Linked DNA regions of Homo sapiens: region 1 is linked to region 2. Evidence: chromatin loops called from intact Hi-C (ENCODE). Cell type or tissue: psoas muscle. All regions are shown on one strand.

What was found. A loop is a pair of places that touch in the nucleus more often than their neighbours do. Peaks named below come from ENCODE experiments on the same cell type or tissue, not always from the same donor. Only the 100,000 strongest peaks of a DNase experiment are listed, where the experiment ranks them.
Region 1: it touches region 2 in a loop (5-fold over the local background); 9 of 110 quality-filtered maps call a loop at or near these places.

Annotation. Positions count from the first base shown.
Region 1 is chr5:159,270,827-159,278,826 of GRCh38, forward strand. It overlaps UBLCP1 (ubiquitin like domain containing CTD phosphatase 1), which reads left to right. Exons shown (of 11, transcript NM_145049.5): 6 at 1,197-1,295; 7 at 3,759-3,796; 8 at 4,322-4,420; 9 at 7,412-7,528. Among named protein-coding and RNA genes, the nearest start is that of UBLCP1, 12 kb to the left of the region's middle. In psoas muscle, no CTCF peak of the experiment used is centred here; no DNase peak of the experiment used is centred here.
Region 2 is chr5:160,395,626-160,403,625 of GRCh38, forward strand. FAM200C (family with sequence similarity 200 member C) reads right to left here and starts at 4,429. Exons shown (of 2, transcript NM_022090.5): 1 at 4,014-4,429. It overlaps SLU7 (spliceosome associated SLU7), which reads right to left. Exons shown (of 16, transcript NM_006425.5): 16 at 6,016-7,839. The coding sequence ends at 7,660. RefSeq lists enhancers at 2,571-3,070, 3,390-4,075, 3,969-4,118. In psoas muscle, no CTCF peak of the experiment used is centred here; a DNase peak (open chromatin) is centred at 4,456; H3K4me3 peaks cover 2,138 bases; H3K27ac peaks cover 1,412 bases.

The DNA.
Region 1 (8,000 bases), 1.1 Mb before region 2:
ATCCTGATACCCAAAGATGACCACTCTTAGTAATTTGATATATATCTTTTAGACTGTTTGTATGGATCTCCTCTAAATCTTTTATTTAATAACACATTGAACATCTTCTCAGTAAAATATTGTTTATTATGAATGATATATATATATGTGTGTGTGTGTATATATATTTTTTTATTTTTTTGGCCAGAAAGTATTCTAGTTTATGGATGCATCATCATTTAACCATGTTATTCCCTGTTGATTATAAATAATTTTTTATAAGGAATATTTTAAAAATTATGTTTGATATTTTATCACTAGTTTTCTGTTTAGTTATATTCAAGCAGATTCTTGAATTTAAAATTTCTCATGTAGGCCAGGTGCAGTGGCTCACATATGTATCCTGGCACTTTGGAAGGCTGAGGTGGGAGGATTGCTTGAGCTCAGGAGTTGGAAATCAACCTGGGCAACAGAGCAAGACCTCATCTCTAATAAAAACTAAAAATACTCGCTGGATGTGGTGGTATGCACCTAGTCCCAGCTACTTTAGGAGGCTGAGGTGGGAGGATCACTTGAGCCCGGATTAAGACTGCAGTGAGCTATGGAGTGCCACTGCACTCCAACCTGGGTGACAGAGTAAGACCCTGTCTCAAAAAAAAAGAAAGAAAAAAATGTTTTGTGTTCATTGAAAAAGAAAGATGTTCCTTTTATGTCTAATGTTGGCAAGAAATAGTTAACTTCTGATACTGGAATTTATTTCTAACCCTAAACCTAAAACATAAGTTAATGTACAGTTTTTAAAAATTTAATTAATTGGTTAATTGGCCTGTCATTTTGATGAAATGTGATTATATCTGCAAGGTAGATGACTAAAGGTGAGTATAAGTGGACATAGTTTGTTTTTCATTATTAAAAAATAACATCTAAACTTTAGAGACTAGGTGAGAAAAAAATTTTCAGTTTACTACTTAAGCCTGAATTTTCAGTATTGCTTTTTGCAAATTGAACAAAATTGATCGACTAAAATTGGATCTTAAGGATTTTAAATTGTGTTTTGAAAGACATCTTTTTGTCAGCCAACGTAATTCAGTCTGAAGCAGTTTGCAATGAAATGTTTATGTTTGCATTTCGTAATATATTACATTTAATAATAATTGGTATTAGGTACTTGTTCATGATGGTAAACTAATAATTATTTATGATCAATTTTCTTTTAGACCACAGGTCTTGTGCAGAGACTGGGGTAGAATTAATGCGGCCATATCTTCATGAATTTCTAACATCTGCCTATGAAGATTATGACATTGTTATTTGGTGTAAGCTGTATTTTTTTGTTTAGATTTCCGTGGAAATAGGTTGTTCCATATATTATTGTGCTGTATAAAATGTGACTTAAAATGACCTGTGTTTAAATATGAAATAGTTTTCATTTTTTAGCAAATTTCTAAAATGAAGCATGTATCACAATATAAACTTAAACATATATTGGCCAAATACCAGTGAGATAGTTAATTTAACTATAGGACATGAGTACATTATAGTGTAAGAATAAAAATGACTAATTTTCCCAATGACCCCACCTTGATTTGAAGTTTTTCCTTCTGATTTTTTTTTTTTTTAACTAGGCACATATCTTTAGGGTCTCGCTGTGTTGCCCAGACTGGTTTTGAACTCCTGGGCTCAAGTGATCCTCCTGCCTTGGCCTCCCAAAGTGCTGGATTACAGGCATAAGCCAATGTGCCCAGCCTTTCCTTCTGATCTTTGCTGTGAAATTCTTGATGCTTCAGAATATTTTTCTTTTCTCCTTTTTTCCTGACTCCAGTTTTAAAATACTTGGAAAAAGGTGTTTAAAACAAAATCACAGTGATATAGTTCTCTGGAAATAAAGGCAACTTGAATTACTTAAGGAAAAATTAATATGTGGACTAAAGCCAGTGACATTGAAATTGTGGTCTGCGGACCATTTCAAGAATGTACAGGTCTGTGATAAGATACTGAGTTTGTTCCAAGAAGTAAATATACTGTAATCGTAAGCACACTATTCAGTTCAATTAACGTTTTTTGGTAGCAAGATTTTCTTGGAAAATGAAGCAATGCATTGATTTACATCCCTCCTCCCCACAAATATTTAAAGTTGCCTCTTGGCAATGTCATAAGCAGAGAAGAGTTATCCTGACTGAATTAAATGAAGTCCCATCAAGTAAAGGTGCTACATTTCATTGTACTAGGTCTTTGAGAGAAATTATGTTAGTTGTTGCAGTCTGTAAATTCATTTTGTATTTTTCCTTATAATCAGAGTACTTCCGTTGTTTGTGATATGTGAGTTCCATGTGAGTTCACAGCTGTTAAGATTAAAATTATTGTCAAAATATATAATTTTCTGGTTTAGTAAGATAAGGTGAAGAAAGCTTGCTGGTTTGTTTAGCAACTTTGACATCTAAGATGATATTTGAGAAAAAAGTTTATCCTTTAAATGTTATTAAACTAGACTTATAAAATTTGAGAACCTTTTACAATAGTATATTTAAATTATTTTTATAAACTGTGATATTTTGTGGTAGTTCATTGAAAAGAGTACTTCACTTTGGAGCTAAATAGACTAGGATTTTAATTCTGGCTCTGTTCTTACTGTGTGACACTGGACAGGTCACTTAATCTTTCTGAGCCTTAGTTCCCTCACTTGAGAAATGAAGATATCTAAATACATATTACAGGTTAGTTGTAAGAATAGAAGTATCAATATAGCAACTAGTACTATGTCTGACATATAGTTACTTAATAATTAGAAACTTTTTATTAGCTGTGGGTCTTTTTGTTTTTCGTCTGATAATTACAGATACAAAGTAAGTACCGGATTAAAATTTTTTTCTATCTTATGATTATTTTCATTGGAGATACAATAGTCTTTAAAATTTTAGCTCAACTGACCAGTTTTGTACGTGTAAGGTGATTCTTCTGTTTTTTTGTATGTGTGCATGCTGAAGATTTTTTATTTTGAGAACTCAGGTTCCTCTTTTGCTTTTAAAAATCACACACACACACACACACACACACACACACACACTTCAAATAATTAAATTGCTTTTTCTCTTTTTAAACATTTTACTTGGTTATACCTGTATAGTTTAGTCCAGTAAACCAGGAGAGCACATAAAGATGAGGATTTAATTTTAGTATTAATGATCTCAAAGCTGGTTAATGTCTGACAATGAGCAGATACATGATGCAGGTATACTTCATGAATTTGTCTCATTTCTTGTTAGAAGCTGCTAGACTCAGTGAGCTTTAATTTGCTGAGACTGACAAAATGCAGATTTTCACTGAACCTGACTAGCTGGTTTTCAACATAAACTTTTGACACATAACAATATGCTTATATTGACACTATGTATACCTGTGCATTGCCTAGAAGTAGGAACATGGAAAAAAGTGATCCAGGCACCCAAGTTTAAGTTTGGAATTGATAGAGTGTCAGGGCTGATTTAAAAAGAGAGTTTAGGTCTTGATTTATAAATTTCCTAGGTTCAGAGTTCTTTTGAGCATGGATTACCTGTATCTTACAGATAAAAGTTGTTTAAAATTTATTCTGTCTTGAAGACACACTGCAGTAAGTTTACTTTTATCAATATTTAAAAGAAAATTACCATAAGTATGCTAGGGACTGTTAATTCTGATGCATTTAAACTTTTAGTTTTGCTTAGAAAACTTACTTATACAGATTTTTTTTAAAGAAATTCAAGCTTTTCATATGTATTGTATTATCATTCCTCGTGTTTTAGCTGCAACAAATATGAAGTGGATTGAAGCTAAAATGAAAGTAAGTGTTAGAAAGCAATCCATTTAAAAATATTTTCAAACTGCATTTGTCTTGTTAAAAGTTCTAGAACTGAATTAATTTTATTCTTACTGGAGGGCACTTAGTAGATAGATAAATGCCATTATTGGGAGTAGAGGTGTTTTTAAAGTGTGTTTAATAAGTGGATTGTACTGAATCCCTAAGTCTTTTTTAAGAAAAAGTATAACTAAGCTTGTCCCCTCCCCCACATTCTTCCTCATTTTACAATAATACTTTATTTTCCTTCTTTTGCTCTAGTGTGCAATACTTAAAGAGTCAGTATTCTCCTAAAATGGTAAATTAGGAAGTAATCTATTTCTATTTTCCTTGGTTTACCATTTATTGACTTGGCTAAGTGAAACTAAAATACTTCCTAGTTGTTTAGCAAGATGTAGTGGCCAGTGGTGTAGAAAGTTGGCATTATGAGAAATTGCAGCTAGAATATTCAGAAAATCTGAAATTTTCCACACTACTATGTTTTAACCTCACAAATATTTGTGTTTATAGGAGCTGGGAGTGAGCACAAATGCAAATTATAAGATTACTTTCATGTTGGATAGTGCTGCTATGATAACAGTACATACTCCAAGGAGAGGATTAATAGACGTAAGAAGTCATTTTATTTCTATTTAATGACACCATGGTTATTTTCCAGTGTACTTTTTATGTTTATACCTATGGAGTAAATAGTGTAGAGATTCATCTGAGTGAATAATAAAGTGGTTGAGTTTTGACATAGGAAAATGTATTTAAGGTTAAAAGATTTTTTTTTTTTTTTTTTTTTTTTTTTGAGATGGAGTCTCATTGTGCCGCCCAGGCTGGAGTGCAGTGGTGCAATCTCGCTCACGCAAGCTCCGCCTCCCAGGTTCACGCCATTCTCCTGCCTCAGCCTCCTGAGTAGCTGGGACTACAGGCACCCGCCACCACGCCCGGCTAATTTTTTCGTATTTTCAGTAGAGACGGAGTTTCACTGTTGTTAGCCAGGATGGTCTCGATCTCCTGACCTCGTGATCCGCCTGCCTCGGCCTCCCAAAGTGCTGGGATTATGGGCGTGAGCCACTGTGCCCAGCCAAGGTTAAAAGATTTGAATTTTAATGATAAAATTAGGGATCTTGAAGTAGGACTGTCAAGAAAGGAACTTGTGATTGTGGGTAATTGACCTGTGTTGATGACAGCACAATGTTACTGGGCAGAGTAGGTGAGAAAAATACTGAATATTATCAAGGAAGATACTAGAAACAAGCGAAAACACTCACCCTGCCCTGTTTGAAACTGGTAATAAAAGCAGATGCATCATGATGCATGTACTTTGGGATGATGCTGAAGAATAGCAACAAGAACAATCAGAGAAAAGGGTTTGGCTAACCAGTTATTTTACTCATCAAGTAACTACTCATACTATTAAGTATCTACTGTCTGGAAGGCCCTGTGATAGGCACTGTTGGGAATAAAGAGATGAGTGAGACACAGTCCATATCATTTGAAAGCACCCAAACTGTTAGCTGGGCTGGATAATGCATGCCTGTAATCCCAGCTACTCAGGAGGCTGAGGCAGGAGAATTGCTCAAACCCAGGGGGCGGTGGTTGCAGTGAGCTAAGATTGAGCCACTGCACTCCAGCCTGGGTGACAGAGCAAGATTCTGTCTCAACAAAATAAAGTAAAATAAAAGCACCCAAACTAATAGGAATTGAGGAGAACTTAGGATACGAGGAAACCTTAGGGGAGACAGTATTAAAATTATCAAAACCATAAATAGAATGATTTAAGGGCATGGGGACTTGTTCTATAAAGGAAATACTGCATGTATCGAGAAAAAGATAACTTACTATATACTAAAGTAAAATAATACATTTACAAAATCTTAACATTAAAAATTACTTAGGGAAATGTTAAACATGTTTTATAACAGTGAAAAATTAAAGGAATAAAAATAATCCTCAATATCCAGCAATAGGGCATTGGATATATAAATTACTGCTACCCATATAAGGGACTGTAGCTCGTCATTTGATGTAGTAGGATATGTAATGATTTAGAAATTTTCATGACACATTTAAGTGAAAGAAGTATTTTAGAGAACACTGTTGTAAGCCGTTAGAAAATAGTTCTTAACCTTTGTTTGGTTCAGGATTACCCTTAATTTAACAAAGAACCTGTCAACTCTCTGAGGCTGCTCTTGTTTATAAAAATGCCTGGAGTCAATGTATCAGAATATTGAGTTGTTGCCCTTGGTACTGACTAGATTATTGATTTAAAATTTTCCTTTATGCTTTTCAGTATTTTCATGTTTTTTTTCTGTAGTTAGCAATATTACTTTTCTAATTGAGAGCAAAGTAGTTTGTGTTTTGGGGAACATAGGTGCTTGACCTAATTAACAAATGACAGCACTTTTTAAGAGGATGTAGGATTTTTATTCTGGATGTCATAAAAAATGACCTCTGTTGTCATATTTCTTGAGGCTTTTGTTAGCTAAAAATCCACAAAATATGGCTTATTGTATTAATTCTTATATATTTGTCTTCATTTCGTGGGGGGAGTAGGGGGCGGTTTCTATTTCGGTAGTAAACAAGATCAGTAGCAAAAAAAAATCAGGAAAGTAAAATTTTAGTAAATTAAAATATTTCATTAACATTTTTTGTAATAGGCAAGACAATAGGAAGGAAAAAGCTTTCTCCAAATTAAATTATAGGAGGAAAAAAATTTTTAAGTTACAACTTTTATCACTATTTATTTCTTACCACTTAATCTCATATATTTATTATTACATTCTGTTCTCATAATACCGTAAGACTTCTGTCTTCAGCAAAAGTAATTTTCTAGAAATTTAAAAAATTTTCTGAATGTGTAATACATTTGCATGACTAAAAAAATAGTAAAGTACATAATGAAAAGTCATCTTTCACCTGGTACCTAGCCACAATCAGTGTTATTTCCTGTGTGGTCTTACAGAGACTTTACACAAATACCAACAGGTAAGACTATATAAGAAATTATTTATTTGAAGCTTCAGTTTAAGAATTCAGAAATAAGAGTAAGAATTTGTAAAATATGGTGCTTCCGAAGTTAAGCAATCAAATTCCCTAGAAATTATGCACCTGTGCCACTGAGTTAAAGACAAAACGAGTTTTTCCTCTATAAAATATTCAAATTATTAATTGAAAAAGCCAAATACAGTTTTTTTTTGACTAGGGTGTTCTAGTTTTGAAAGCAGACTCCATGTGACTCCCAAGCTCTGAGAAGGAATGTGTTAACCAAGGAAGTCATGTGACTGCATAGCAGACATCTAAACAATTACTTTGGATTTTTAAAAAATTAAATAATTTATTTATTTTACCCAAAATCTTCACGTTAAAATTATGGAAAGTTTTATAATGGGTTTAGTTCAGTTGGACATGAACAAACCTTTCAGAAGTTTTAATATTGCAAAATGCATTGTGCTTTAAAGTGGGTTGCATTTAATGATTAGCTCACACCTGTCTTACAGGGGGAAAGGAACACTTTGGCATTGTTCTGCAGGGCAGTTTGCAGTATTCCTGCTTTTAAGACAGGATGAAATATTGATAAAATTTGAGTTAAATGTAAACTTTTATTCTAAGGTAAAGCCTCTTGGTGTTATATGGGGAAAGTTTTCGGAGTTTTACAGCAAGAAAAACACCATTATGTTTGATGACATAGGGAGAAATTTTCTAATGAACCCACAGAATGGACTAAAGGTAAGACATACTTTTACTTGTTATGTGCTCATGTAATCTGGGCTGTGTGGTAGAACTTTTGTAGTAAGCACTGTTGAATTTCATATATTTTTGGAAGTACTGTATTCTTATGTCATAGGCGAGAAAAGTTTAAGAATAATTCATATAGAAATTGAACTTTGTCTTTTTTGCATTGATGTCTCCATAGTTAGCTAGTTCATCCAAGTATTTGTTTGTTTATTTATTTATTTATTTTTGAGACGGGATCTCACTCTGTCGCCCAGGCTAGAGTGTGGTGGTGCGATCTCGGCTCGCTGCAATCTCCACCTCCTGGGTTCAAGTGATTCTCCTGCCTCAGCCTCCTGAGTAGCTAGGATTACAGGCACGCACCACCACACCCAGCTAATTTTTGTATTTTTAGTAGAGACAGGGTTTCACCATGTTGACCAGGCTGATCTCAGGCTCCTGTCCTCGTGATCTGCCCACCTCGACC
Region 2 (8,000 bases):
GTCAAGATACAGCCTGCAGCATGTCAATTCGAAGTAAGCCATGACAGGATATAGTTCAACTTAAAGCTAGCAACTCATAGCTAATGCCCTGGAATAAATGATTTGCCAGCAAGTTATATATGGGAGATTTGAGCTTAGACAAGTTATGAACACCTGTAAGTCCTTTATTGGTGAATTATAGTTATGGCTTAACTTGTTTTCAATAATGTATGTTACAAACAAATCTAGCACATTTTGTATCCCTAGAAAGGGCATCTCACTACCACCACCTTCTTCCACTCAGCCCCAAAGATGTATGCATACCCTCAGTTAAGAATCACTGAATAAAGGAGCAATTCACTAAATAAGGAAGGGTGGATTCTGACATGGAGGTTAAAATAATTGTATACATTTATGGGGTACAAGCACAATTTTGTTATATGCATAGACCACATAGTGGCAAAGTGAGGGTTTTTAGGGTATCCGTCACCCAAATAACATACATTGTACTCATTATTTCTCATCTACTCCCTCCCACCCCACTCTTCCACCCCACCCTTCCAAGTCTCCTTTACCCATCACTCCATTATCCACGTCCATGTGTACACATTATTTAGCTACCATTTATGAGTGAGAACATGGTAGTTCTTTTTAATAGTTAAAGACTAAACAGGTCTGTAATACTATTTGAACCTTGAGCAGTTTTGACTCCAACTTAGGCAGAGAATTTCAAATAGGTCTTTAAGTCTGATTAAGCCACCCCTGATGCAAAGGTAGGCTACAAATTGGCTCAGAGCTTCCTTGCTGCTAAGTGTAACACACTATCAGTCCATGATTCATAGTGTCCATATAAAAAAGCAAAATGGTCGGGCGTGGTAGCTCATGCCTGTAATCCCAGCACTTTAGGAGGCTGAGGTGGGTGGACTGCCTGAGCTCAGGAGTTCGAGACCAGCCTGGGCAATATGGTGAAACCCCATCTCTACTAAAAATACAAAAAATTAGCTGGGCATGGTGGCATACGCCTGTAGTCCCAGCTACTAAGCCAAGATCATGCCACTGCACTCCAGCCTGGGCGACAGAGCAAGTCTCTGTGGAAAAAAAAAAAAAAAAAAAAAAGCAAAACAACTTGCTCAGGGGAAACACAACTATTCTTGTTACCGAGACTTCAGAAAAATCCCTCTCATAGGAGAACACTCTTAAGTAAAATAACGAATTTCATGATGCTTTTCCACCTAAATACCTCTAAGGGAAAGCAGTCAAGAACACACACATGCACATACACAAAATAAGCAGCATTCCTAAGGTTTGGTTTAACCCAAAGACAGGATGTAGAAGGCCCTACCCATAGAGATTCTGATTCTCCAGCTATGGAGTGGGGGCCTAGAATCTGTATTGTAAGTATTTTAGATAATTCTTATAAATAGTAACTAGAACAGTGATCTGTGACAAGAGACACCATATCATCACAATCACTGGGAAACCCTTTCAAAATATACACGTCCCTGCACTACCTTAGAACTAATACATATCTTCTCCAGAAGCAGAACAAAAGAATATGAAATAATGTTGTTCAGGCAGTCCTGAAACACAACCTGGTTAAGTAGTCAGGCTTAGGGGAATAAAAACGTATCCTTCAAACCAATCCTTAGCTAACAAATATTCTAGGTTTCTAAGTGAATGGTCCCAATGCTTTAATAGATATTTAAATTTTCTACATTTTCTGAGTTGATGACAGCCTCCTATGAAAGTTGAAACCTAAAATGAAAGCCATATCTTTTCTCTTTCTCTCCCTTTAGCAACGAGTAAAGGCATAATCCACAGGTAGGCTCAAATATACCTTAGAAAACATTCTATCTCCAAGATAAGTAAGTGATCCCCAAAGTTTCCAAAGTTCTGTGCCAGAGAATGTGGCTGAAATAAAGTAACAGGTACACATTTAAATCTGAATGCCCACTTTGGACATTAAAAGAAAAATCACAAGCCAAGAATATCCACTTAAAGCATTAGCTTTCAAGTGGATCTACCAAGATGAACTAGTTGTAAAGTGTACTCCAATAAAATAAGCTGAGCTGTTACAAGGTTGTTATGAGCCTGTTAAATTGGAGGATGTCTGCCAATCAAAAAAGACAACCTGAAGTTTAAAGAGCTGATCTTAAGACTTCTTTTGTCAAGTAATGAGACTACATGACCACTTTTGCTTAGAACCACTTCTAATTAATGACGATAAAATTATGACATTACCATAAATGCTTATTTTTCTGTATTCTATTAATGTATATTTATCATGTAATATTTGGGGAGGAAGAGGGAATAAAGGAAAATGTTTTTAGTCACATTAGAAATCATTACAAGAGGGGCCCTGCACGGTGGCTCACGCCTGCTACCCCAGCACTTTGGGAAGCCAAGGCGGGCAGATCACTTGAGGTCAGGAGTTCCAGACCAGCCAGGCCAACATAGTGAAACTCTGTCTCTACTAAAAATACAAAAATTAGCTGGGTGTGGTGGCGCATGCCTGTAGTCCCATCTACTCGGGAGGCTGAGGCAGGAGAATCGCTTGAACCCAGGGGGCAGAGGTTGCTGTGAGCTGAGATCATTGCAGTGAGCTGAGATCACGCCACTGCACTCCAGCCTGGGTGACACAGCCAGACTCTGTCTCAAAAAAAGGCTGGGTACGGTGGCTCATGTCCATAATCCCAGCACTTTGGGAGGCCGAGGAAGGCGGATCACCTGAGGTCAGGAGTTTGAGACTGGCCCTGCCAACTTGGCGAAACCTCGTCTCTACTAAAAATACAAAAATTAGCTGTGCATGGTGATCCCAGCTACTGGAGAGGCTGATGCAGGAGAATCGCTTGATCTGGGAGGCAGAGGTTGCAGTGAGCCGAGATGATGCCACTGCGCTCTCCAGACTGGGTGACGGAGTGAGACTCTGTCTCAAAAACAAAACAAACTGGAAATCATTACAAGATCTGTTAAGAGTCCATTCCTATCCACCTTGACTATGTCTCTCAAGTATATTTTAATTTAAAATTTATCTGTTTTGAACAGTTTTAGGAAAATCAATTTAAAGTATTCTTCTCCATAACCCTCAAAAAGGGAGAACAGGTGGCAAGAATTTTCAAGGGCCTCAAAGATGAACTTACTGCCCAAGAGGCTTGTGTTTTAGAACCTCACAATTTGCACTTGCGCTTTTGTGGTATTTAGGAATTACAATATCCTAAAAAACGTAAACATTAAAAAGCATCATGATAAGGAGATATTGTTAAACAGGCATGATAATGGTATTGTGGTTGTGTTTTTAAAAAGTCCTCATTTGTTAGATACAGACAATTATTTACAAGTGAAATAAGATGTCTGGGATTCCTTTGAAATACGTACTTCAGCACACTCACAAACATGCACAAAGCGGGGTGGAGATAAAAGAAATGACTGGCCTTAAGTTGGTAACTCTTGAAGCTGGATGATGGGTATACATCATTACACCGTTCTATTTTAATGTATTTTGGAAACTTTCCATAATAAAAAGATAAAAAGCATTATCTTAAGATAGATATCACTCATTTTAAGCATGATTCTTTTGAGAGATTATCTTCAGATGCTTAATGAAAGATCTGATATAACAAAGTAAAATGTTTTTGCAAGTTTATGAAGGGTAGATATGAAAAAGTATTACAAATGAGAAAAATCAGTTAAAAGTGAACACTCACAAAACAAATATTTAGGGAATGCTAATATATATATATTCCAGCAGTGAAAACACCAAAGTGCAGCTGTAAACCTAAAACTCCAAACCAAATACAATTCAACTTCTTTCTAGCCACTGCGTATGCAAGATCATGATAGGCGCAGGTGTCTGGGGAGGCAGAGCATTTAACCATTACATTTTACAGTTAAAATCAATAGCCAGGAGAATGGGGGCAGGAACTTGGTGGCTGGGCAGACGCTCCAGGGGCAAACGCCTGGGATCGTGGCTTTGTCACTTACAGGATGGGACCTTTCCAAGCCTCAGTTCCTCCAGAGGGGATAACAGTACCTACCTTACAGGGTTGTTAGGAGATTTAATTATAAGAATGCATGCAAATAACAAGCAGCTCTTAACTGATAGGACCTGATGGTGTTACTGTTAAGGACGGAGATTTTTACAGCCTCCCGGGTGAGATAAGAACGCCAGCTGCTAGGAAAAAAAAAAAAAAGACTCAGCGCGGTCTCCGCCCGCCCGTCTCCAAGCCTGAGGCGCAGGCCTATGGGATGCACGGGCTTCTTTTAGGCGCCCGTTTCAGGCTCCAGTCCCACTCTCCGCTCAGCCTAGGGCCCAGCCTCTGGCCGTCGGAACCAGTAGAGACGGCGGTTCCTCGGGTCCAACCCCCGGGCAGGAATCTGCGGTGCGCCTGGAGAGAGAAGCATCCGCAACAACCTCCGCCTCAGCCAGGCCCGGGTTCCATCCGGGTTCTCCAGGGTGCTTCCCGCCCGCAAACTGGGAGAGGCGTCTCCCACACGCAGGCGCAGTAGCAAAGGGCTGTGGGATGGGCTGGCTGGCTTGAGTATTGAGCATGCGCGCTAGCCCTTCCCAATTTTTTTTTTAAGATTGTGTACGTGGAACAAGAAATCGTTTGTTTATTGTGTCTGCCAGAGAGGATGAACTGTACAATTTCAGGAATGGAAGGGGCTGTAAACTCCACATAGTTCTTTTTAACATGCAGAGCACTTAAACTTTTATATTGTGTCGGGCTTTGAGCTTGGAGATAAAACGCCTGATAATTGCCATGTTCCATGTGGAATAAATGAGAGAAAAAGAGAAGGAAGCTCATTGTAATTTCAGATTAGACATTTCAGCAGTGGAGGATGAGCTTCCATAGCTTGTGTACTGTTGCCTATGCAAGCTGATCCCACTTTCCGTAAGTGGGAGCATAGGGATGAATTTCCATGTCATCATCATATATCTGAAATATTTTTATTTTAAATTCTTTCAACAACATGATTTCAAAGAAATAAACCCATATTAGAGAGGTTTTAGAGAAAAATCCCAAGTAGAAACTAGGAAACGTTGTTGAAAGAAACCGGAATATAGCCCTTTCCTGTTTGGGGGTCTTTCCAGAATTCTTATAAACTTAATGAGTTTACTCATTTTTGTACAATCTTGTTAGAAGCATTCCATAAGACTAGTGTGTGTGAGGAGTGGTGGGGCGTCAACGAATGTGGGCCAGATACATCATTTTCAGGTGTTAAGGGTGAGCCTGGTAAATATTGACGGGCTGCTGAAGTTTTTTGTGGATGGAAGAAACTGCTAAAGACCAGCCTTGTTGGTCAAGAAATTAGGGCCTTCAATACTAGAGAAAGGGGTAGGCTTCAGAATCCCACAGCTAGCTTCATGTCCTGACTCCAACGGTTAGGATTTGTGCAGGTTACTTGGAGTTAATTCCATGTGCTTTTTGTAAAACTTACATATCATCCATTACCCCATGAAATTCTTTTGAGGAAGGAGATAACATTATGACAATTACAGTACATAATTCTCGCACTCAAAAGGCAGCTATTATTGAGATAATAAAATCAAAGCTCAATCTGAGTAATGTCCTAGGCATTATGTTTTTTTCTTTTTTTTTTTTTTTTTTTTTTGAGACAGGGTCTCATTCTGTTGCCCAGGCTGGAGAGCAGTGGCGCAATCTCAGCTCACTGTAACTTCTTGAACCGGGTTCAAGCAATTCTCATGCCTCAGCCTCCTGAGTAGCTGGGATTATAGGCGTGTGCCACCATGCCCAGCTAATTTTCGTATTTTTCATAGAGACAGGGCTCTGCTATGTTGGCCAGGCTGGCTAGGCATTACTTTTCCAAAATAAAACAGAAGACATGATTCTGGATATTACAGAATTCTTCCTAAATCTAAGTAAACCAGGCCTCATAGAAGAGGGAAAGAGGTCCAGAAAGGTTAGGTGACAAGATGCTGAAATTTTCTTAAACTCACAGAAGCTAATCCAGGTTCCCCTCCCTGTCCCATAAACAACTTTTCTGCCAAATATTAGAAATAATGCTACAAACCACTCACAGTTAAGTATTGTCATTTATGTATCTTTAACAAAAGATAAAATACAAAACGGACACAACATCAGCCTTTATGTTGAACCACCCTGTTTAGGTAGGAAAATGAACATTGTTTTTCATTCTTAAAGTAAATAGGAATTAAATCTATTTGCATTGCTGTTTAATTTCATACCAATCTAAAGCTCGACACTATGTATATCCAAAGTACTTGACAATTTGACTCAGTTACTCACACCACTGTTTCTGAGATGCTGACTTAATGCAGTATCCTACAGGTGGTTTTTGGTAGTTTAGAAAAGCCAGTGAGTGGGCTGTTAAAAGTTGATATACTGATGTCAGAGGTTTTGTTAGGCTGTTTTCACTGATTCTACTGTCAGTATTATCTTCACAGTGTTCTGAGAAGAGGCTTCAGGATCATGGCAATCTATTACTAATATCCCTAGAAGCTATCCTTATAATTCTTTCAATAAACCAACTTCAGGTTTTGTTTTTTTGCAAATTTTACAAACAAAGTAACAGCTGCTGGCTATAAATATTAGGATATTCTACAATTTAAAAAATCTAATATTCATGATTGTTACATAGGGGCAATCACAATGAAAACAAACGGTAATGTAAACCATATCCTCTATGATAAAGGAAAGGATTTCTACACCTAGACTTATGTCCAGAATGGTAAAAGACCTACTACTGATCAGTCAATATTGACCCAATGATGAGAAAATAGTTGTTTTCCATTCAAAGACTAACACATTTAGTCTACTCCAGAGGCCAAGGAAGAGAGAATCGCTTGAGCCCAAGACTGCAGGGCATTATGACTTTGTCTGTGAAAAGCCACTGCTCTCTAGCCTGGGCAACATAGCAAGATCCTGTCTCTAAAAAAAATAAAAATAAATGTAGTCACAGAGTTGCTAGTAATTATTTAAAAAAACAAAGCCCTGTTTTTTTCTCAAAACCAAGGTGTGCTAATACTAAATATAGGGCCACAAAAATCGAAGCAATAAAGTTTGAAGCTTAATAAATACAGAGAAAGAGACATTCTTAATAGGTAGAGAGCCAAGGCTTTTTTACATGACTCACATAAAACTGGAAATAGGCCAGGCGCGGTGGCTCACGCCTGTAATCTCAGCACTTTGGGAGGCTGAGGCGGGTGGATCACAAGGTCAGGAGATCGAGACCATCCTGGCTAACACGATGAAACCGTCTCTACTAAAAATACAAAAAATTAGCTGAGCATGGTGGCGGGCGCCTGTAGTCCCAACTACTAGGGAGGCTGAGGCAGGAGAATGGCGTGAACCTGGGAGGTGGAGCTTGCAGTGAGCCGAGATCGCGCCACCGCACTTCAGCCTGGGCGACAGAGCAAGACTCCGTCTCAAAAAAAAAAATAAATAAATAAAAAAAACTGGAAATAAAATCTTAATCCAATTTTAAATTCTATTCCCAAAAGCACACTTCATGTGCCTCTTCTTCTTTTCTTGTTTCCTCAGTATGGAAAGGAGTGAACTTACTGTGAGGCATCTGAAATATTTATTAAAGCCAGGCAGCAAGAAGAATAAACAAGGATTTTTCTATCTACAATCATCAATAAGAAGCTGAAAAGAATGTATCAGCTGCATCTATCTTGGATGGTCTTCTGACTAGTTGCTACTGTCCAAGGAAAGAGGCCATGGGGTCATCTGGCCTCTGACGTTTCATTCTATATGCCTCCATTTCCTCTTCAGTAGGTTCTCGAGTTTCATACATGCTATTGTAAGGCCGCTTCCTCTCATCAATCTGCATGGTCTCCTTGACATGAAGAAGGCGGGCCTCCTCTGCGTTCAGTGCCTATAGTGAGAGGAATAAAATGTGTATCACAGCTCTACATCAGATGTCTTTTCTTCAAAAGTGGCAGAGTACCAACACACCCCACTGAATATGAACTGCTCTATCAAAAACGCAGATTGCCTGAAAGAGCTTTGGAGTCAGCCCTTCTACTGTCAAGCTAC